3 separate regions of the Homo sapiens genome follow, and regions 1 and 3 are each linked to region 2. Evidence: chromatin loops called from intact Hi-C (ENCODE). Cell type or tissue: endothelial cell of umbilical vein. All regions are shown on one strand. Links, peaks and the distances in the headings refer to the core of each region. The heading gives the core; the rest is flanking DNA.

Region 1 (5,187 bases), core at 2,683-5,182, 160 kb before region 2:
TAATATCCATCCATTTATAGTCTAGCCCCAGGGAAGCACTGAGCAGTCAATATAAACCTCAACTCTGCACATTAGAACTCATATATTAAACTCATTGACAACCCACTTAGGTCCTTGTTCACAGCATATTTACTCCTCCTTTATACAGAATTCTAAAAAGTATGCATTTGTTTTCCAAATTAACAGTAAAAACACAATATGAAATTTAAAAACAGGAGTCAGGTCCTGCTGACAGAGTGAAAAAAGACAGAATGTGAGAATTCAAGAATATGAAAAGCGCTCCAAAGGACTAATGAGCGTGGACTCTGAAGCCAGTCTACTGAAGTTCAGCCCAAGCTCTGCCATTTACTAACCAAATAATGTTGGGAAAGTTACTTAGTAACTCTGTACCTCAGTTTCCTAGTAAAATAGAAATTGTCTAACAGTTAACTTCACAGGGTTGTTGTGAGGAATAAAGGAGTTAAAAGCATATAAAATAGGAAGAACAGTGTCCTGGCACACAGCATTCTCTCAATGGAGGTTAGCTATTATTATAATAAATGAGATGAAAAAGAAAACCTCAAAAATTATACAAAAAGTAAATTTGAGGTTTTATAATATAGAAGCAAACAAACGTATGCACTTAAATTGGAGAGCAACAAAGAACAGCAGAACATAAGAAATTTTCCTTGTGGTAACTTTCCATCATGAAGAAAAGTTCAATTATGATCAGTATACACTGCTTAAGAAGGCACAAATGTGGAAAGACTTTCTTGTTTTTGTAATTCAAGAGGTACTTTCCAAAAATCTTAGAACACATGATTTTTTAAATAATTATGATCAGTATACACTGTTTAACAAGATAAAAATGTAGAAAGACTTTAATTTTTTAATTCAAGAGGTAGTTTCCAAAAAATCTTGGAACACTTGATTATTTTTAACAATTAATTCCTAAGAATTAGAGGTCTTACTCTCTATTTTTGTTAATATGTGGGCATCCACAATGTAATACTTTATAATCTAACTACACGGTCTCGAATTATTGAGAACATCCAAAGAAGTCAAATAAGCAGTTGTTTGTCTTAAAATTCTGGTGAACTTTTTTTATTGGGCCTTAGACTCAAACTGGCACCTCAACTTTAATGACTGTCTAAAGTCCTATTATCTGCCATTTGTATTATAATTTCTCCTTGCCTTAATGGTGTATTTTAATTTTTAACTCCACCAGGTGTGGTGGCGCATGCCTATAATCCTAGCACTTTGGGAGGCTGAGCCAGGAGGATCACTTGAGTCCAGGAGTTTAAGACCAGCCTGGGCAATACAGCAAGAACCCCTATCACAATTTAAAAAGAAAAGGAAAAAAAAGGTAGCCTGGGCGTGGTGGCTCATGCCTGTAATCCCAACACTTTGAGAGGCCGAGGTGAGAGGATGGCTTAAGCCCAGTAGTTCAAGACCAGCCTGAGCAGCATAGTGAGACTTTGTCTCTACAAATAATTTTTAAAAATTTAGCTGGGCATGGTAGCACGCGTCTGTGGTCCCAGCTAACTTGGGAGACTGAGGTGGGAGGATCGCTTGAGTCCCAGCGGTCAAGGCTGCAGTCAGCTGATTGTGCCACTGCACTCCAGCATGGGCAAAAGAGCGAGACCCCATCTTAAAAAAAAAAAAAAAAAGTTATTTGTAACTCTCTTGGTCATGATTTTACTTTTCCATTTTATTTCTCACACCCACACAATTATTTATGCAATTAGGTGGGCTTTCAAAATGAAATTCCTAAAAACTAAAATAATAGTTTTAACAAAGAATAGACATTTTATTAAACATGAAATAACATTTTGCCTTGGGTAAGTACAATAGCAAAGTTTAATAATTAGCAATAGTATCTTATTATGTAAAACCACCTGTCACATTAAATCAAACAACAGACTTTTCTTACCATTTCTGTGTGTAAGCATTTCTCTCATTTCCTCATGGTCACATGGATGAGTAAAATCAAACACACTGTGTCCAGTTAGTTCAAACTGTAAACACATTTTTAAAAATTAGGGCTAGATCATAAAATCATAAAAACATATAGAAGAGCTCTTAATATGTGTGCATTTTACCTGAGTTAATCCCATGTATTTGTTCACATTATCAGAAATGTAAATCATGTCACCATCATCTGTGAGAACCATAACAAAACCATCCAAGGCTTTCAAATAAAAGCAATTCATCTGTGCTTTCATGTCATCTTCAATATCCAAATCACCTAAAAAGGGCACAAGAAGAGGAAAATAATTAGTTAAAAAGTTGTACTTAAATGATATAATATTTAGATGTTTTTACAAAGTTTTCTCGCAGACACTTTATTTAATATATACAGCCATTTCAACACAGAAAAGTGCAGGCCAGAAGCTAGAAAAACTATAATTAGATGTGCCAGCTGCTTTTCATGATTAAAGTAATGCAGCAAAGCAAACCATAGAAGAAGAAAGAAGAGTAATGTTTTTTATTTATTTATTTATTTTATTATTTTTGAGATGGAGTCTCACTCTGCCGCCCAGGCTGGAGTGCAGTGGCTTGATCTCGGCTTACTGCAAGCTCCGCCCTCTGAGTTTAAGCAATTCTCCTGCCTCAGCCTCCCTAGTAGCTGAGATTACAGGCACCTACCAGCGTGCCCATCTAATTTTTTATATTTTTGGTATATATGGGGTTTCACCATCTTGGCCAGGCTGGTCTTGAACTCCTGACCTCATGATCCACCCGCCTCAGCATCCCAAAGTTCTGGGATTACAGGCGTGAGCCACCGCGCCCGGCCTGAGTCATGTTTTTTAAAGGAAGAAAGGTAGATGGAACAGGAGAAAAAGGGGGGAGGGGAAAAGCCAGTATCTTATTCCTGACTAAAGCTTTAAAAGCAGGTAATAAAAAGGATGTTATATTAGAAAAGAATTGAGAGTATGTTTAAGAGAATAAAGCAAAACAAATTATGTGCATAAAGAATGATTATTTCAAAGAATAACTGATGAGAAAAAAATGAAGCTTGATAAAAATAGTGAGAATTACAGAAAAATTTTTAAACGTGTACATATCACAATATAAAGAGGTATACAAAATCAAAACATTGCGACCACCTTCTAAAAATAATTTCTATTTACTTCTAACTTCTAATTTTCAGGCCTATTTATACCCTTGTAAAATAACTCACCAGCATCCAGAAGTTTCCTCACACGCAAATAGCTGATGGTAAGCCTCATCACAGAGGCCTTATCAAGATGCGAACTCACATTATGTGGAAGTGGCAACTGATGAGCAAGCTCATAAAAAACTTCAGATTCTTTACTTCGCCGAGATCTGGCTGCATCTCGAGACTTTTCTTTTCGACGTTCAGAACTTATCCTACTTAACAACAACAAGAAAAACACGAGATGGAAAGTGTATACAAGTTAGTTTGCCTTAACTTGAATAAAACTTTACATTTCTGCTTATCACAGAAGGATTAGAAGATGCCATGTAATTAAGTTACATGGAGATTTGTCTACTAGATTAATGTACTTTTATAAAGGGCAACTATACAAATTTTGGATTACTGCACACATAAGGAACTCTCACAAAAAGTCCAAAACCAAGCTTTAAACCTGTCGGAAGCAGGTGTTTCCTCCCCAGCATATGTAATTGGAGAGAATGTTTTTATTTTAGGCAAAAATTTAAAGTAGCCTGTACATCTAAGGCTGTACTTCATAGAATTCAAAAGTAGTCTCAATACAGAGAAACCACGATTAAGGCTAGAGAAACTACCTAAAGTTGTACATAATAACTTGAAAACAGGAGTTGTTAGCAGGTAGAACGGTAATAGCTACAAACTGATTTCTACTTGTTTCTTTAGACTCCAGTACTTTCTCACCCTTTTACCACATGAATAACACTGACGATAAGCTATAGGAACTGACATTAGCAGCTATAAGCCAGTGCAGGTTGCCTCCTCCCTTAGCAGCCCCTTATCTATTACTGGCACAACAGGTGCCAAATAAATGCAGGAATATGGAAGAAAAAAAGCTGTGGCACACACAATATCCAGAATTTAGAGGGATAGGTTAGCAAAAATAAAGGTGTCAATACAATGACATATCTTCAGGGAACTCTTCCAAGAAGGAAATCAGAAAGATTTTCATTGTCACACCAAGCAAAAGCTGTCTTCCTTTGCTTAACTGCCTAGTGACATCTAATAGCTTGTTGAATAGCAACAGTTTATTAAAGGTTACCATGTGCCAACATTACCCTGTACTAGGTGCCTAGTTCTCTCACAACCTGTAAATAGGTTAAATATTGTCCCTATTTTACAAATGAGGGAACTGGCGTTCAATAGGTTAAAAGTAGCCATTATGTAGCAAATAGGATTTGAACCCAGGTGTTTTAAAGTCTTTGCTCTTCCACAGTATTTCTCTTCTTAATGGGGAATGCTGCTTCTACTTTAAACACTCACATGATCTCCTATGCCCCTCAACTCACTCCTGTTAAATAGATTCTTCACCAAATGTTAAAAACAGCTATTATGATTTAGTGAGCATTGGGCAGTATGCTAAATAAGGACTTTTAGCCAGCATTATTTTACTTAATCCTCCTTACATCCTGTGAATGAAGTACCGAATTGTCTCCACCCCAAATCTCTCCTCCTTCCAAATGATCTGCAAAGTTGAAAGGTACAACCATAGAAGCAACATTCTGGAGTAACAAGCACAGTTCTCAGCAAATGCTCTTGTTACAATATAACATGTTGTATTGTGACAATACTGATACTAGTTTTAGTACTTACTCAAGTTTGTGTGTTTATAGGACTTTTATACTTTAATAAGGAATGTAAGCATGTTATTGAACTTTGATAGAAAAATTTCAACTCAAGCATCTAGATCAATTTAACTTGAGTACCTTGAAATTTACGGTGAGCTATTAAAAACTATTATCTTCATCTGGTTAGATGGTGGAGGAAAAAAAGGAAGAAACTATTATCACTTAAAACTAGTTATATGAATCTATATGAACTATAACTAGTTATATGAACTAGGATTTTCTCAATGCTGTACAATAAAAAAAAATTAGTCACTGAGGCTACATGAAAATGCAAATGCCAGCAGTCTGTAATTTTTTCATTTCACTGCATTGTTCTCTGTAAATGTTTTCAATTTAAACTTAAAAATAAAACGTAAGACTTGATCTGTATAAGCAGAAGAGTAA
Region 2 (11,082 bases), core at 5,021-7,520:
AGGAAGGCAAAGTTAAACACTGTATGTTCTTCTATGTGAAAGCTAAAAAAAACAGTTGATCTCATAGAAGTAAACAGTAGAACAGAGGACACTGGAGGCTGGGAGGGATGAATAGGGAGAGATTTGTTAAAGTAAACACAATTATAGCTAGATAGGAAGAATAAGCTGTACTGTTCTATACCACTGTGGGATGATTATAGTTAACAATATATAATTTCAAATAGCTAGAACAAGGATATTGAATTTTCCAACACAAAGAAATGATAAATGTTTGAGATAATGGATATGCCAATTACCCTGATTTATTGTACACAATACATATCAAAACATCACTGTGTACCCCCATGAGTGTGTACAATTATTATTTGTCAATTTAAAAATTATTTTAAAAGATGCTAGGTTGACTGTACTCCCAATCCATCACCCTATTTTCAACCATCCATTTGTTCATTGACTCAATAACAATTTCTAAAGTGTTGCTGTGTGCCAGGTGCTGAGTTAGTCATTGTGGGATACAGAATGGGAGATTCATCTGTTTCCTGATCTCAAAGAGCTTAGAATTTATCCAATGTCCAAACTTGCCAGTGCATCAGAATCATCTATAAAGATTTAGAAAAATATAGCCAATTGATCTTCACCCCAGACTGACTGAATCAGAATGTTTCAGGGTAAGTTCCAGGAAGCCATATTATTAAAATTCTCCTCCAGGTAATTTTGTTGAGCAGTCAGAATCTCTGATCCCTAGAGGAATGCTGAAGTGGAATTTCTCTAGTGACCTTTCCTCTACATAGTTGAACAGACTCAGAGTCTGGCTCCTGACCATAAGACAGAGAAATCACCAGAGAAGACAGGGCAACCGCAGTCCAACTGAGCTGTAAGCCTGGGACCTGCTCACTCACCTTCAAGAAAGCAGGAGGGGCAGGAGGGATGGGTAAATGTAAGGAAAGAGAAGAATGTACTGGGATGGCGGGGTGGGTTGTACATGCCTAGAGTGGAAGATGCCTCTCTATCTAAATTTTATAAATTGTCCATTTAGAAAGCAGAAGACCAGCTCTCTGGCTTGTTGAAACAAACACTCCTTCTTTCTCAGCCACATCTTGATTACTATGGTCAAGTAGGGATGATTGTGCTGGCCAATTTCAAATGGTAGCCCTGATGAATTATAACAAATAATCTCCACGTGCTTTATACACATGCCCATGTCCCCACCAATTAAGTCTGAGTACTAGGGCAAATTGAAGCAAAGGGTGGTGGGGGGTGATCCTGTTAGCTTGCTGTCCTCAGAAATAGCCTCTCCAAGGTACTCTAAAAAGCAGCGGTTCTGTTGGATCATGCCTGGAAAACAGGTCTCCTTGGAGTTTGAGGGGATTAAAATTTTAGTTCCAGTTAACTTTCTGTCTCTTGGTGAAGACTGTTCCCAGAAATCTAATTGTGAAGTATTTATTTGTTGACAGCTAATGATGAGTCAGCTACTGTGATGCCTTAAACATGAATATGTTTCCAATCTTCCTGGAAAGATGAGATACAGTTATACGTAAAAGTGAATAAACACAAGACTTATTTCCAGACAACACTAGAAGAGATGGTTTTGTGGGTATCTGAAGTTCTATATCCTGAAAGCTTATCTGAGCAGTATGTATTTGAGAGCAAAATACTCTGGGTGCCATATAGACATGTAAGGCATCATCTTTGTCCTCAGGAAGCTTACAATCTGATAGAAAAGACAGGACATATAAGTATATAATATAAAGAAAACAGTATAGGCTAGGCCAGGCGCAGTGGCTCCTGCCTGTAATCCAGCACTTTGGGAGGTTGAGGTGGTGGATCACTTGAGGTTAGGAGTTCAAGACCAGCCTGGCCAACATGGCAAAACCCTGTCTCTACCAAAATACAAAAATTAGCCAGATGTGGTGGCATGTGCCTGTAGTCCCAGCTACTCAGGAGGCTAAGGTGGGAGAATCTCTTGAACCCAGGAGGCAGAGGTTGCAGTGAGCCAAGATCATGCCACTCCAACCACCCTGGGTGACAGGGTAAGACCCTGTCAAAAAAAAAAAAAAAAAAATAGCATAGGCTGGGATAAGTGAGTGATTCAGTGTTAGCTTTAGTGTCAATAGAACTTGCACTGAAATATTCAACTTTTTTCCCACAGCCCTGGACAACTTTCAGGAAGACAGTTCTGGTCTGTAGCAATTAACACATGGTCATCCTCAGAAAAAGGGTAAGGAGGATGCCACTTGACCTAACAGAATCTTATACATGCCAATAATGTGAAGGCTTGATGGGTGTTTGTACTTAGTCCTCTCAATTATTTCCCAGAGATACCCATAACTTAAAATGCAGGAACCAAGAGATTTGAGCCTAGACATTTGGATGAAAAGCGATTTCCACCTGGAGAAAGTCACTGCCCTTCTGTGCAGAGGTAGGTGCCCTGATACTTGCCTGACAGCTGGAAAGCGTGGCTCAGAAGAGGTAGGTGGGAGAAGAGGCCACATAGTATCTCCCTGGGCCTCCTGGTGAAAAACTTGTGTGTGATTTTTCAGGCCTGACCACAAACTTGGGGAAAGCTGACCCCTACCCCAGACTTGGGGCACAGCCCATGCGTGGCAGTCTCTGGAGGGAGCTCTCAAGGTCTCAGGTCTCTCTGGCTGGTCGTAGTCATCACATATTTGCATTCCTAGCCCCTGAGCCTTCATTCCTGGGTTTATCAGAAGCCTTGGGGAGAGGTGTTCTTTAGGCGCCTCTGCTGAGGCCTTCTTTGGGTGGGGCAGGGAAGGGAGAGAAATCTTGAAGCCGCTTTTCCCCACAATGACTCAGAATCTAGTACTTCCACTCCTAGCCTTCCCCCTCCCTTGCTCTCGGCCCCAGAGTCCATAAAACTTCCAGAGCCTTTTGTTCAGGGCTCTGTCAGCAGTGAGACCACCCCAACCCGACATTCCTGCTGATCTACTTGACCCTGGGCCCCTGTGTGTTCCATGGGGGAAATGGAACAGGGAGAGTCCACGCTTTCTCTGGTTTCAGATACTTGCTTATACCATTGCAGGACATGACTGAAAGCTTGACTCTTTTGTTTTGGGCTTGTTGCCTTAATTGACTATTGTGACACCTGGCAGCTCAGCGCTCCCTCTCCCAGTTCAACTGAGCTCCTGACAGAGGGACTCCACCTTCAACTTGCCAGGGACAGGCACTCAAAGGACGGGCTTCATTTCTGTTGAAGGCTCTGGCTTCTCCTAATATGTTTCTAATTCATTTCTAGATTCAGATCTCTCTCTACCTCTCCATATCACACATTCACAAACAATAACTGCCTGAGGACCAGGAGAAGCACAGGGCCTGCCTCGTTATTCCTCCCCTGCATGCTGACTCTTCCACTGGGGCTGGGCAGAGTCAGCACATGCAGGAGGGGAATCATGAGCCAGGCCCTGGCCAGATCCAGATTTCTAGACATGAGAACTACCCAAACCCCAGAGACCCAGTTCTTCCATCTACTTTACTGAGGAGGAACCAGAGAGTCTGAAAAGTAAGTGACTTGGCCAAGGTCACCCAACTGGAACCCAGGGCCTAACCTTTGGGTTCAAACTCTGATCATGACCAGACTGCCTCCTTGAATCTTCTTTCTACTTTCCCGGTACAGTTTCTGTGCAGAGCTGAGTCCTTGGGTGCCCAGGACTACACTAAGCCCTCTCAAGTCAGTACTTTCTAGGAGGCTGTAGCCTAACTGGAGAGAGAGGTGAGACCAGGGGTTCTCAGACTTGAGCAGATGTTAGAATCAGCTGGTGGGCTAGTTAAAACACAGATCTGCTGGCCCCACCCCAGGTTGCTGATTCAGTAGGCCTGGGATGGGGTCTGAGAATTTGTACTTCTAACAAGTTTCCAAGTATGGCTGATAAGAACCACTGGACTTAACCATAAACAACCAAAAGTAACAGAGGCAGTGAATGGAAACCGAGCAAAGGCAGGTAGAGAAAGGAGAGAAATGAGGGTGACATTGTTTCTAAGGGCAGGAAATGAACTCCAGGGGCTGGTCCTTGGGAGGTCCTTCTCTTCCCTCTACCTTCATCTACCCTGACTTCGGGTGTATCTAGAAGTTTCACAGTAGCATATAAATTCCCCCTCTCTGCTGGAGGGCTCTGGCCAACAGGTGAAGCCAAAACCATCACCTGTAGGAGGTTACTTAGAGCTGGCTCCTGTCCCAACACCCTCCTCTCGGCTTCCCCGTTCACATCGCTGCAGCCGGCACAGCTGCCTGCCTCCCATGGAGCCTGGGGGCACCTGTCCTAAAGGCTCAAGGATGAAGAGTCGCGGAGGGTGGTTGTGGCCATCTCACCCACCTCTCCCTTGATTCCTCCATGTACTCACACAAGCCCTGGAAGGCCAAGGACACTGACACTCAGAAAGCTAAGGGAGTGGGTACATTACAAAAGGATTGGGAGAGGGGGAGTGGTAAAAACTCCACAGCTCACATTCATTGACTCAGCTCATCTTTCAAGGCCCCAGTTCTCCTGAGTCATCAGTGAGCATGGCCTTGCTTTCATAGTCACTAAGGCTGAATGTGGGTCATTGAGATCTAAACTGGTGTTTAAATGTAACCGCACAGAGGTGAGTCAGACACACACAAGGAGAAAAAGAGCAAAAGAGAGAGAGAAGAAAGAAGGAGACTTAGCTCTCTCTTAAGTGGGGGTGAAAATCCAGGAGCGAATCTGAAATGATCCACCTCTCCAAATCCGTCCACTGTTTAATTGGCTCCATGTAGCTATAGGGAAATTGAGGCATAACTGCTGTGTCCACTAGCCCAAAGCTGTTCCAGGGACAGCAGCAACCTCAGGAGGAGGCCAGAGATTGGCCAATGGAAAGGCAGAAAGCAGGGACTCTCCACCCAGGTGGAGGCACCACAGGGCCCGTGGAGGGAATGGACAGCTGGCATTACGGTCCCCCTACCTTTTCCCAAGACTCTTCCAGCTGACCTACTAAGGCTGCCCCTTGACCTTGAGTACAAATGGCACTCATGCCCAAACAGCCGCTTGACCAGAGCCAACCGACAACCTCCTGTGAGTTTCTCAGCCCCAGGCTGGATCTGCAGGTAAGAGACAGACATTATGTTGAGGCAAATGTAACCCATGCCAAGCAGTGTGTAGAGATTTCTACCTAGCTTTATTGTTGTGAACTCCAGACAAGAGACTTAGAAACCATGTATGATTTTCTACATCAAAAGCCTGAGTCTGAGGCTTAGGGGTCTCTCATCCCTTTTCCAACTCCCTTTGTGTGTTGCGGGGTGGGGGGTGGGGCGGAATGGAGAGTCTGCCATGGAGTCCCCACCTCTGTCCCTTCCAGAAGAGCCTGTATATGGCTAGTGGGCATTTCCCTCCCTGGAGAGGAGGTGGGGGAGGCCCTTCATGTGCTTCCTGGAGCCACAAGGAAAGAGGAGGCTGCTGATTCACCAGCAGCTGCTTCCTGGAATGGCAGTTCCGGGCTGGCAGGCAAACAGTATTTTTCCAAGGTGATCTAGGGCTGTTACAACATTCCCGCTCTGCCCCCATCAGACCTTCCTGTAAGTCAAACCAGAAAGTTACCCAGACCACGCATTCCTGAGCAGTCAAGCACAAGATTCCAGACACAGTGTTTCCAACATGTCTCGCTATCTCTCCTGGGACCTGGGATCCAGTCATCCCCACAGCCCCTGTGCTTCCTCAGCCAAGGCCATGCATTTGTCGCACTGGCCATGGAGTCACATGGAAGCCACTGTGTGGCTCCAAGTCAGCTGGGAGGGGAAGGCCTGCCCTGATTCCCCTAATGGTCTGCTGAGAAAGAGCAGAGCCCTGAGCTAGCTTTGTCCCTGCGTTTCACAAAGCCACTTTCTCTGGTCCTGCCCAGCTTTCTGAGACAGAAAGCTACCATGTCCCAGACTGAATCAGTCTCACTTTTTTTTTTTTTTTCCCCAGAAATAAGGCACAGGTTTGGAAGTGCCTCTGTTTGACCCTGGTGTTTGGTTCTCTCCCTCACATACAGGGAACATGAAGGAGAACCCACCTCTGCTGCTTTTGAAGTGCAGTGGCTTTCACTTGGAATGGACATCTTTACGGGTGGCACTGGGGGCTGTGCAGAGAGGACCAGGGAGAAATTCCAGACTTCTCAGGTTCTGCCTCTGAGACAGACAGTGGTGGGAAACACAAACAATAAAAATCCTTGGTTCCACTTTCCTCATCCCTTCCGGGCAAATGGAATCAAATGAGGGTGAGGGTGGCTGGGGAATAAAGCAGGGTGAGTGAAGAGATGGGGGACTGCTCTTAGAAGCAGTGTCTGAACTCCACCCCCTCCAGGATGAACTGGAAAGTGCTTCTTCTCCTCCCTCCCTTGACTGATGGCTATGGGAACTTTAGATGGGGAAATACGGATATACTGATCTCTCAACCAAATGTAATTTGTATTAAGAATTAAGAGTTCACAAGTTATTCTCTGTCTCTCTCTCTTTTTTTTTTTTTAAAGAAACAGCCTTGCCCTGTCACCCAGGCTGGAGTGCTGTGGTGCTATCATAGCTCACTGCAGCCTCAAAATCCTGGGCTTAAGTGATTCTCCCACCTCAGCCTCCTGAGCAGCTAGTACTACAGGCACACACTACCATAACTGACCAATTTTTCTGTTTTCTGAAGAGATGAGGTTTCGCTCTGTTGACTAGACTGATGTCAAATTCTTGGCCTAACGTGATTTTCTCCCTGGGCCTCCCAAAGTGCTGAGATTAGGAGTGTGAGCCAATGCACCCAGCCAACTTATCCTTTTTTATCTTCATCACAATCTTATGAGGTGGGTATCGTTATTAGTATTGTCATTTAATAGAGGAAGAGAACAAGGATTGGGAGCGTTTAACAGCCGGCCCAGGATGAATGCGTCAAGTTTCAAATCCATGTCTCCTGATTCCAAGTCCATATTTCTCACAGTCCACGTTATATACTCAGCAGACGCTGTTGACAGGCTCTCTGAATCCAGGAGGCAGCTCTGAGCCTCAGGAAGTAAGTTGCTAGAATCCCAGTTAGGGTCCTAATATTCTAAGAGATACAGACCTAACAGAGAAGTGTGCTGTGCCTGTGGCTTTGTGGCAGGGTTTGTCTACAATAAATAAACACATGTTGTGTTCACAGGGCTTAACTCAGTGCTGTAACAGGAGCTTCAGAACTGACAGGGCAAACAGTCCTCTTCAGTTAAGTATCACTGGCCATGTCTTACCCTCTCAGATAAGTTGCAAATGCTTTTTTAACTCTCTCCCTCCCACCTACTATTATAGAACCATTTCTCAAAGCTTAATTCAAGACTTTATTTCTGTTTTCCAATAGTTATACACCTTATCTCTAAGAATAACCATTTTTAATGCCTTTGATTTTTCCCACTGAGCTCTTTGCCCCACGATTGTCCAGTAGCTGGGAATGGAGAGTGAGTCTGCACTTTTGATTACCTGATAAACAGCGATCCTTCCTCCTCCCCGATCCCACACTCCCGGAACCCTGACTTGGTTCTCTATCCTTGTCCTTCAGGAGAGAATGAACCTCTCTCCAGCCCCCGGGGGCTAAGGTTTTGTCCGAGACTTAGACTCTCAGCCATTGGTTCGGTATTCTGACTGCGCATTGGAACCATCTAGGGGGCGTTAAAAATCCCACTAACGCCAACAGGGGCTCCAGGGCTCCCTCAGGAGCTGTGGCTTGGCTGTCATTTTTCCCTTGCCAAGTGATTGGTGTTAGGGATGGTCATGTGACGCTAAACTGGCCAATGGGGTACGAGGATGCGAGGCTGCGAAGCTTCTGGGAATGTTTTCCACAGCTAAAAGCAAAAAAGCTGCAATTCAGGGGTGTTTTGTTTTTCTCCCTGGAAGTTGTTCTCTATGTGCCCCAAAGGAAGGAGCTTAATTTAGTTAGCAATCTGTGGACATTATCGCATTTGATCCTCACACTACCCTTTGAGGTAGTTAATATTTTGGTTTTAGTTATTAATTTACAGACAAGGAAACTAAGGTTTCTTAATTTTACAGACAAGGAAACTAAGGTTCACGGAAGTTTCAGTATCTCCACACCCCCTTCAATGACAACAGCTGAGCAGAGTCAGGGTGACCCTGGTCCTGCCTGGTTCCAAAGACCATGATTTTCTCACTATTTCCCTATTTGCAAGGTTGTGCTGGAAAGCTGTCTAAATAATAAAACTAATAAAAGTCCTGGCCGGATGCAGTGGCTCATGCCTGTAATCCCAGCACTTTGGGAGGCCCAGGTAAGAAGGATCGCTTGAGGCTAAGAGAGTTCAAGACCAGCCTGAGTTGACAGCAATAGCTTATCTCTACAAAAGCAAAAAAAAAAAAAAAAAAAAAAAAAAAAAATTAGCTGGGCATGGTGCAGGAGCCTGTAGTTCCAGCTACTCAGGAGGCTGAGGTGGGAGGATCACTTGAGTCCAGGAAATCCAGGCCTTTGAGGCTACATTGAGCTAGGCTCACACCACTGCACTCCAGCCTGGGCAACAGAGTGAGATCCAGTCTCAAAAAAAAAAAAAAAAAAAAAAGGCCTGACTTTTAACACTTACCAATGTCCATGGTGTAAATATTCCCACAATAACCAATTTTAAGCTACCACTGTGAGCTCTCCGAGCACTAACTTGAAAGAGATGTGCACAATCAGCTCTCATGAGCCAGTGTGATCCAACTCCAGCCAACCATTGGAAAAGGGGGCACGTGCTCAAACCCGGTCTTTGATGCTAAAAACATGTTTTCCTTCATCCCCCTACCGGGGCTTTCTCTGAACACACACCTCCCCAGAGCAGATCTTTACACTGGCATTCAGCACTGTTAGGAAAGGTGCTCAGCTCTAGTTCCTAGAGGGCAGAATAAGGATAATGAGGGACAAATCAGTAGGGGTGAACTTCAGAGGTTTCCTAATGCCTCCAGGTTGCTAATGATGCAAGCATGAGCCCCAAAGGACTACTTATCATTCTGCATAAGAGTGGGCCGAGAGAGCCCTTGCCGTTCGTTTGATCTCATTGCCATCTGAGCTGCTATGCCTTTTGTACACCCTGCTGAGCCCCCAGAAATGCTATGCACAGATTCATGACTGTGTGGTACAGTGAAAGCAGCAGGGGCCTGGCATGTGGCCAGTGGAAACATGATGGTAAGCCAACTCAGGCCTGCCCCAGTGGGCCCCCTAGGGCAAACGCCACAATAATAGTGTGCTTGCTAAGCCCATTCCACACTGTGGTACGCCAGCCTCTCAGGGTTGGGAGAGCCCTCCGGTCCAGGTCCATCATCCCCAACGAGGGTTGTAGACTGAAGATGTCCAGTGATCTTCCCTCCAAAGGAAGTCTATTACATATTTAGGGACCTTGGTGGAAAAGTTCATTTTTATGCTATGCCATAACACATTCTATGACTCCTGCTACAGCCTGAGGTGCTCCTAGTTCTAACCCTGGGAGCCATATGTTGTCAGACTGGTCCCTCCACACATGGCACGCCTATCAGTCAGGATAGGCTAGGTTATGCTGCAGGGACAAACACCGATCGTAATCTCAGCGCCATGAAACAGCAGTAATAAAAACCATAACAGCAACTAGTATTTCTTGCTCATTCAAAATGTCCATTGAGGGTAAGCTAGGGGTCCTATTCATGTTAATCACTCAGGGACCCAGGCTGTCAGAGCCCAGCCACCACCTCTCATCATTGCCGTTCACTGGAAGAAAAAGAGTGTCTCACCAGCACTGAAATGTTCTGGCTTGCAAGTAGTATATACCATTCTGCTCTGGACTTGTTGGCTAGAATTATTCATACGACCTCACCTGTCTGTGCTCAGGAGGCAGGGAGCTAGAAATAGTTGGGAAGCAAAAATAATAACCATCACATTAGCTTTTCACATATTTGAAGGTGGTTATGCTGTCCACTTGCCTTTGCTCCAGAGGCTCACCCGTTACCTCCTCACTTGCTGAGCTCCATGTTTCTGCTCCCTTCATCACTCAGTTCACTCTCCTCTGAACATGATCCAGGTTTGTATCTCTCTGTGGTGGTATCTAGAGCTGAGTTCAGTTTTCTAGGCACAGCCTAACCACGGCAAAGCTCAGTGGAGCTCATCCTTCCCCACATCTGAGGCATCACACTCATAACCCTGGAGGCTAAGATTGCATTTTATATTTTTTTGGCAGCCACAGCACCCTGTTGTATATTCACTAGATTCTAAGCTCCAGAATGGTAGAGACTATGACTTCCTTGCTCATTGTTCTGGCCCTATCACTTGGAAAAGGTTCTGATAAATCCAAATATTTGTCAGATGAATAAATATATTGAATGTATTCTCTTTGCCTCTGCCTAATTTTTACTCATGCTGTCAAGACCTATTGCCTCCATCTCATCCTGATATAATGAGCTTTTTCAGACCCAAGTACAGTTTATTTCTTCCATTTGTTCTGGCATACAGCTATGAAAGAGTGTTATCTTTGGAGTCAAAAAGTGTGTGTCTGACACCCAGCTCTGATTTTATCATTCAACACCATATATGTCTTAAGCACCTACAATATGCCAGGTGCCATGGATACAGTTATGAAGACAGACCGACCACAGGGCTGCCTTACCATTGGGTTAATTTGGGTAAACAATATAACATGTCTTGATTAGAATGTAAATTCCACGAAGGCAGGGATCTTTGGTGTCTTTTTCACTCTAGTTTTTCCAGCAACCACAATATGCCTGAAATATAATAGATGCTCAATAAATATTAGTTTAGTGAATGTCTGACTCTCTAAACTCATGTGCTTTTCTATATCACAGTCTTCTGGGAGGGCATGAATAGCTTGAAAACAAAGTAGCCCTTTGTCCCACTGTTTAATTTTTGTGTTTAGTCATAATGTTGACGGTATGAAATCTCAAATAGGATTAAGACTTGAAATTTGTCTGTTAATCCAAGGGGAGCAGGGGTTACGCAAGGTGGCAGAACCACTATTCCAGACTGACACTAACCTATTAATCCCCACATTTTCAGTACCATTGTGTCTTGAATCCAGCTTGGCCATAAGGAAATGGGGCGAGACTTTGTCATGTATGTCGCTGAAGTTCAGCTATGCAAAAATGTTCACCTA
Region 3 (5,621 bases), core at 15-2,514, 170 kb before region 2:
TTAGTAGGGATGGGGTTTCTCCATGTTGGTCAGGCTCGTCTTGAACTCCTGAACTCAGGTAATTCACCCGCCTTGGCCTCCCAAAGTACTGGGATTACAGGCATGAGCCAACGTGCCCAGCCTACTTGTTACCTATTCTTATTACATCTCATTATACATACTTTTGGTAACAAGGCAGGGTATTAATAAACAGATAAGAAATACTACTAAACTACATGGTAAAAGTTATAAAGGTAGTCACTTACACTTATTTTAAAATATAGATAAAATCTGTAACATTTCTTCATAAAGCCAAATTCTTTATGTAGTAACTTTTAAGCCCCTAGGCAACACCTCACTTTGAGAGATCAATAGCCATTACACAATTCTAATATCATCAACCAAAGAGCATCTACACTAAATGGGAACTAAAGGAATTATGTTGGTTTTTGAAGATGCTCTTGTACTTAGTTTAGTTTTTGGCATTACATGAAATTATGGGAGTAATTTCAGATAAAACAATATTTCAAATGAAAATAGATTGGAAAACAATCCAATTACCCTATCTAGCTCGCTGGCAGAGAGTAGACCTTTATTTAAGACAGAGACTAGATCTTATTCTCTGTAAGCAGTATGAAATGGCAACCATGACATGAGGAAGAGAAAGCTGTCTTCTTAGTACCATGCTGAACAGAAATACTCTCTTCTCAAGTCTTTCTAGGAGCAAAACATGAGTTAAGCTTTTAGATTCTCAGCCTTTAGATTTCAGAGGACTTTCCTACCGAGGTGCAAGCAAACCTTATATAACATGCTGTGTGTCAAAAAAAAAACCCTACCTAACTACAGGAAGGACATAGGCAAGATATTCTATAAAGGTATAAAAGTAACATTGCTTGTGTTCTCACACTTAAAGGCAAGATCTTCCATAGTTTATTACAAAATAAATATACAAAGGAAAAGCTGATTTGCCAAAAACCAAACCAAACTCAACTCAAACCCTCAATTCTTTACAAAGGGACATCTCTAAACACAGCAACACCAGGTGGCAGCATTATAAAGGAAAACATGTTTTTAAACAAAATCAGTCATATTTCTTGAAATTATGCTTTAAAAATAATTCTAATTGGTCTTATATTTTTCTGTTTAAATAAAATCCCCATGGAATTAAAAACTTTTTCACTATTCAAATCTTAATATGCCTATGTGTGCCCGGCATTATTCTAGGCATGAAAATGCAAAGACAAAACTCAATACGTGGCTAATCTTCCAGTAGATGTACTGTACTACTTAGGAAATAATGTGATAAATGCAGTGATGAGAATCTATTCCATGGAATCCTATCCATGCAAAGGAATGGTAGAATGAGGAACAGCCTCTTATAGGAGACTTATGACTAGAGACAAAGGAAAGGCAAAACCGCTTTCAGGAAAAAGGTATGGTATAAACAAAAGATTTTTAAAAATGCTTAACATGGTGCAGGTAACAAAGATTCTATAATATGATTAGTGGAGACAGATATGAGATGATGCTGAAGAAGTAGGTAGGGGGATCAGATTAATGAAGGTATTGTTTATATTGTCATAGGAAGCTCTGATTTAATCTAATGTCAATCAGTGCTTCTCAATCTGAGGTATGTCTATCACTAAAAGATACCAAGAAGTCAAAAATATAAACTGTATATGCTTTCCTAGAAGGTCAGTTTTACACATATTAGAGCAAGAAAAGTGAGGTTAATTTAACTTTAGAGAATTACATAGGTTATATTCTATACCAAAAGGGTCGGGGTGTCCAGAAAATATGACCAAAAAGTGTTTTTAATGGACTAGGAAACCCATGATCTAAAGCAGTATACTACTCATTTATTTTGAGGCAGGAACTGTTCATCTTCATTTCTACTTTAGTGCCATGAACATAGTAGATGCTCAAATAAAGTGTTGAATAATTTTAAATGATTATTACTCAGTATAGTAAATAGCAGCTATTTGTGGAATATTTTGGAGTTGAGGAGCTTGATATGTTAGATTTTCTTAAAATTGAGCAAAATTTTTTCCATAGCTTGGTTCTCAGGGGTTATAGATGCAAGAAGTTCCTGGAAAGAGCTCTAAACCAGAAAATAACAGTCTGCTGGTCAAACTCAAAACTGTCTTGGTTGATATATGAGCTGGCTGTCTTTACTGTTACCTCCTGTCATGATCATTTTGCTAATTTTCTGCTATAACTAGAGGGGAATGTCACTCCCTTTCTCATTTTTGCTCCACTACCTTCCTTTCTCCCTGGCCTCCTCTCTACTTTGTTACCTTAAGTTTTCAAAAAAATAAAAAATAATTCCTCAAAATAGGATGGAAATCTCTGTCCCATCATACATTTACATGCTAGTAGTAAACACCTTAAAATAATTCTTAGCTTTTCTATATTCATTTTCTTAAAGTTGACACCAGTAGTGAAGCATTCACTATCTGTACTAGGCACTCAATGGACTCCTTTAATCCTGACAACATCCTTCTGAGGTCTTTTTTTTGTTTTGTTTTTGTTTTTTGAGATGGAGTCTCACTCCGTCTCCCAGGCCGGAGTGCAGTGGTGCAAGCTTGGTTCACTGCAACCTCCGCCTCCTGGATTCAAGCAATTCTCCTACCTCAGCCTCCCAAGTAGCTGGGATTACGGACATGTGCCCCCATACCCAGCTAATTTTTGTATTTTTAGTAGAGATGGGGTTTTACCATGTTGGCCAGGCTGGTTTCAAACTCCTGACCTCAGGTGATCCACCCACCTCGGCCTCCCACAGTGCTAGGATTATAGGCATGAGCCACCCCACCCAGCCATGATTCTTATTTTATAGATAAGGAATGTGAATTTTACAACAGTTAAGTACCAAGGCCAAGGCCACATTGTAAGTATCAGAGCTGCAAGCCATGAGTGAATCTAACATCTGATTCCAAAGACAGAGTTAGGGCCAGAGCATAAATATCTTTGTTTGCCATGCTAAGTTTAGATTGTATTGTGTAGGTCTATTTTTTTTCAGTCTTCTAAAATACACATCTTCTTTTGATAAATGAAAAATTTACTTCCCTCATCTAGTATTTTTATAAACAAAATATTTTTGTGTGCAAAGATGGAGGGAAGCATTTGAGGCATTTTCAACAACAGAATGACATGATCTGATTTTCACATTAGGACACCCACTTTCTGGCAACTTAGATGAAAGATTATAAGGGTACAAATCTGTTGGCAAAAAGGCAGCTATGCCAACAACTCAAGTCAAGAGTAATAATGAGCTAATGAATTCAATGGCAGGAGTGCAAGGATGGAAAGGAGGAAATGGATCAAGAGATATATGTAGATAGTAAATCTGTAAGATTTAGACACCAACTGTATGTAGCCAATGAATGTAAAAGAAAAGTTACAGATGACTTCCAAAGTTTTGCTGGAGTCATGTGTGTATGGTGGTGTATTAAACCACAATAAGCATTATAGGAAGAAAGGCAGTTTTTGATGATGATGTTGTTTGGGGGCAGTAGTAGTACAGTTGTTACAGTAATACTTAGTTTACAATACAGAAGAATATCCAGATAGAAATATTAAGTTGGCAATTAAATAGAATTAGTTACAGGAAGAAATGTGGGAAATAGTAATAGAAACCATGGGCAAGGTTGAAGCTTCTCAGGGAAAATATGTAGGATGAAGAGATGTACAAACACTTGGCTTTCTAGTCCCCAACCTAAGGTAATCTATCTTTGCTCAAAATACACACTGCATATCTTTGAAATTCTCTAAGTAAGTAGAGCCCCTATTGGGGAAAAAAAGACTCATCTTAACTTCTGGATAGCACCTAGTAAAGTAAGTGTTCATAGTACAGAGTAAATGTTCAATAAATGTGGCTGAATTAATTTACAAAGTTAATCTAATATTATAGGATGTATCATTCTGTTCAATTTAGTGGAAAGTATAGTTTAACATTGAGTAATTTTTTTTTTTTTTTTTGAAATGGGAGTCTTGCTCTGTCATCCAGGCTTGCAGTGTGGTGGTGTGAGCTCAGCTCACCACAACATCCACCTCCCAGGTTCAAGCGATTCTCCTGCCTCAGCCTCCTGAGTAGTGCCTGCCACCACGTCCCACTAATTTTTGTATTTTTTAGTAGAGATGGGGTTTCACCACATTGGCCAGGCTGGTCTCAATCTCCTGACCTCAGATGATCCACCCCCCGCTTGCCTCAGCCTTCCAAAGTGCTGGGATTACAGGTGTGAGCCACCATGCATGGCCAGCGCTGAATCTTTGCTATGGTGAATATTCAGTAATGCTGTAGACTAATTAAAAATTTCAAATTCACATTTTAGATCTAATTTACCTTTCATCACAATAAGAAAATTTCATATCCAGGCTGTGTCGACTGAGGAAAGTCTTGCTATCTAAAGGAATTTCAATATTTGATGGGTGAGGAATGGGTTCACAAATCAGCACCAAGCAGGTCATAGGTGGTTTCTTATACCCACACTGAGGTTGGTTACTGTTGGTATCATATACGTGAATGTGGCCTGTGCAGTGCAATACCTGTGTATGAAGAACAAAGCAGTTAAAAAAAATATTTACAATGCTAGGGAAAAAAAAAGCAGAGATAAGTAGTTGAGTCTGACATGGCCAGTAAGCTTTGATAAAATTTACTGTCACTAGTGGATTAATCACGTTTTTGAAAATCAATGAACATTTTTCCTATGATACCACCTATGACCTACTTCCTGCCCAGGGCCTATACATTACTCTTTAAAAAATTCCCCTCGTATAAAGTCTAGGCTGCTTTTTCATTCATCTCATCATCATGGCTGTTTGATAGTTATTTCTTGCACTGATGACTATGTTTCAACATTGAACAAAGATATAAAACCATGATTAATAGAAAATTAAGCCCTATCAGGATTCAAATATTGTGTGGCTGGCAAAGCCAACTGATTAAGCCTGGAACACCAGTGCCACAATTCACGTAATTTAAGTTTGTGCCTCAAATTGGCAAATTACTACACGGTTCTGCATTTTGGAGATCACATGCAAATGAGTTGAAGATATAAATGTTACATAACCAAACACCATGGAACTGTAAACCTTCCCTCACAATTCTAAAGTTATCTTAATACTACAATGTCTATGTATAAATAAAGTGTATAATCAATCACAAATAATTTTCACTTACCTTCCATGTTGCAGACTTTATGTTCATAGTTCTTCCTCGGCTAGTTAGGGTACACTTCATTCTGAGAAAAAAGCTTCGCTGTGTGTTTTGTTCTTTACCCTTTTTCACAAGGCCTAATGAAAGCATGAAATAAAGTTTTAAAGCAACTAAATATACAAATTTGTTACAATAAAAGTAACAAAGTGCCCATCACCTAGATCAACTGAATACCCGTTCAATTAAGTCTCAGCATGAACACAGTAATTCATTCCCCTTTTACTCACTCCAGCACACCCAAGAGATCTGACACACACTACTCAGTAGCTGTGATTCCCTGAGTTGGCTGAAAGATAATCCATATTTGGGATAACAGTTAATCATTGAAGCCAGTAAGCTTAGTCAAATACACAGAAATATAAAAATGGTATGAGTTTGCTCTTTAACTGTGCTATCGGTACACAAGAATCCCTAAAGAAAGAACTTC

What was found. Peaks named below come from ENCODE experiments on the same cell type or tissue, not always from the same donor. Only the 100,000 strongest peaks of a DNase experiment are listed, where the experiment ranks them.
Region 1: it touches region 2 in a loop (5-fold over the local background); 11 of 110 quality-filtered maps call a loop at or near these places.
Region 3: it touches region 2 in a loop (4-fold over the local background); 7 of 110 quality-filtered maps call a loop at or near these places.

The regions. Positions count from the first base shown.
Region 1 is chr14:61,718,549-61,723,735 of GRCh38, reverse strand. HIF1A (hypoxia inducible factor 1 subunit alpha) reads right to left here. Exons shown (of 15, transcript NM_001530.4): 2 at 3,164-3,354; 3 at 2,082-2,227; 4 at 1,913-1,997. The region is part of intron 1 of HIF1A-AS3 (HIF1A antisense RNA 3); the gene reads left to right. Among named protein-coding and RNA genes, the nearest start is that of HIF1A-AS1, 25 kb to the right of the region's middle. RefSeq lists an enhancer at 3,948-3,997. In endothelial cell of umbilical vein, for the core only: no CTCF peak of the experiment used is centred there; a DNase peak (open chromatin) is centred at 3,635; H3K27ac peaks cover 782 bases.
Region 2 is chr14:61,556,456-61,567,537 of GRCh38, reverse strand. LINC01303 (long intergenic non-protein coding RNA 1303) reads left to right here. Exons shown (of 5, transcript NR_110416.1): 3 at 2,150-2,218; 4 at 2,297-6,795; 5 at 10,986-11,082. Among named protein-coding and RNA genes, the nearest start is that of LINC03033, 8.5 kb to the left of the region's middle. RefSeq lists an enhancer at 4,752-5,951. In endothelial cell of umbilical vein, for the core only: CTCF peaks have their summits at 6,085 and 6,285; DNase peaks (open chromatin) are centred at 5,487 and 6,167; H3K27ac peaks cover 2,172 bases.
Region 3 is chr14:61,726,356-61,731,976 of GRCh38, reverse strand. HIF1A (hypoxia inducible factor 1 subunit alpha) reads right to left here. Exons shown (of 15, transcript NM_001530.4): 5 at 5,159-5,271; 6 at 4,322-4,524. The region is part of intron 1 of HIF1A-AS3 (HIF1A antisense RNA 3); the gene reads left to right. Among named protein-coding and RNA genes, the nearest start is that of HIF1A-AS2, 20 kb to the left of the region's middle. In endothelial cell of umbilical vein, for the core only: a CTCF peak has its summit at 1,021 (motif pointing right); a DNase peak (open chromatin) is centred at 1,026.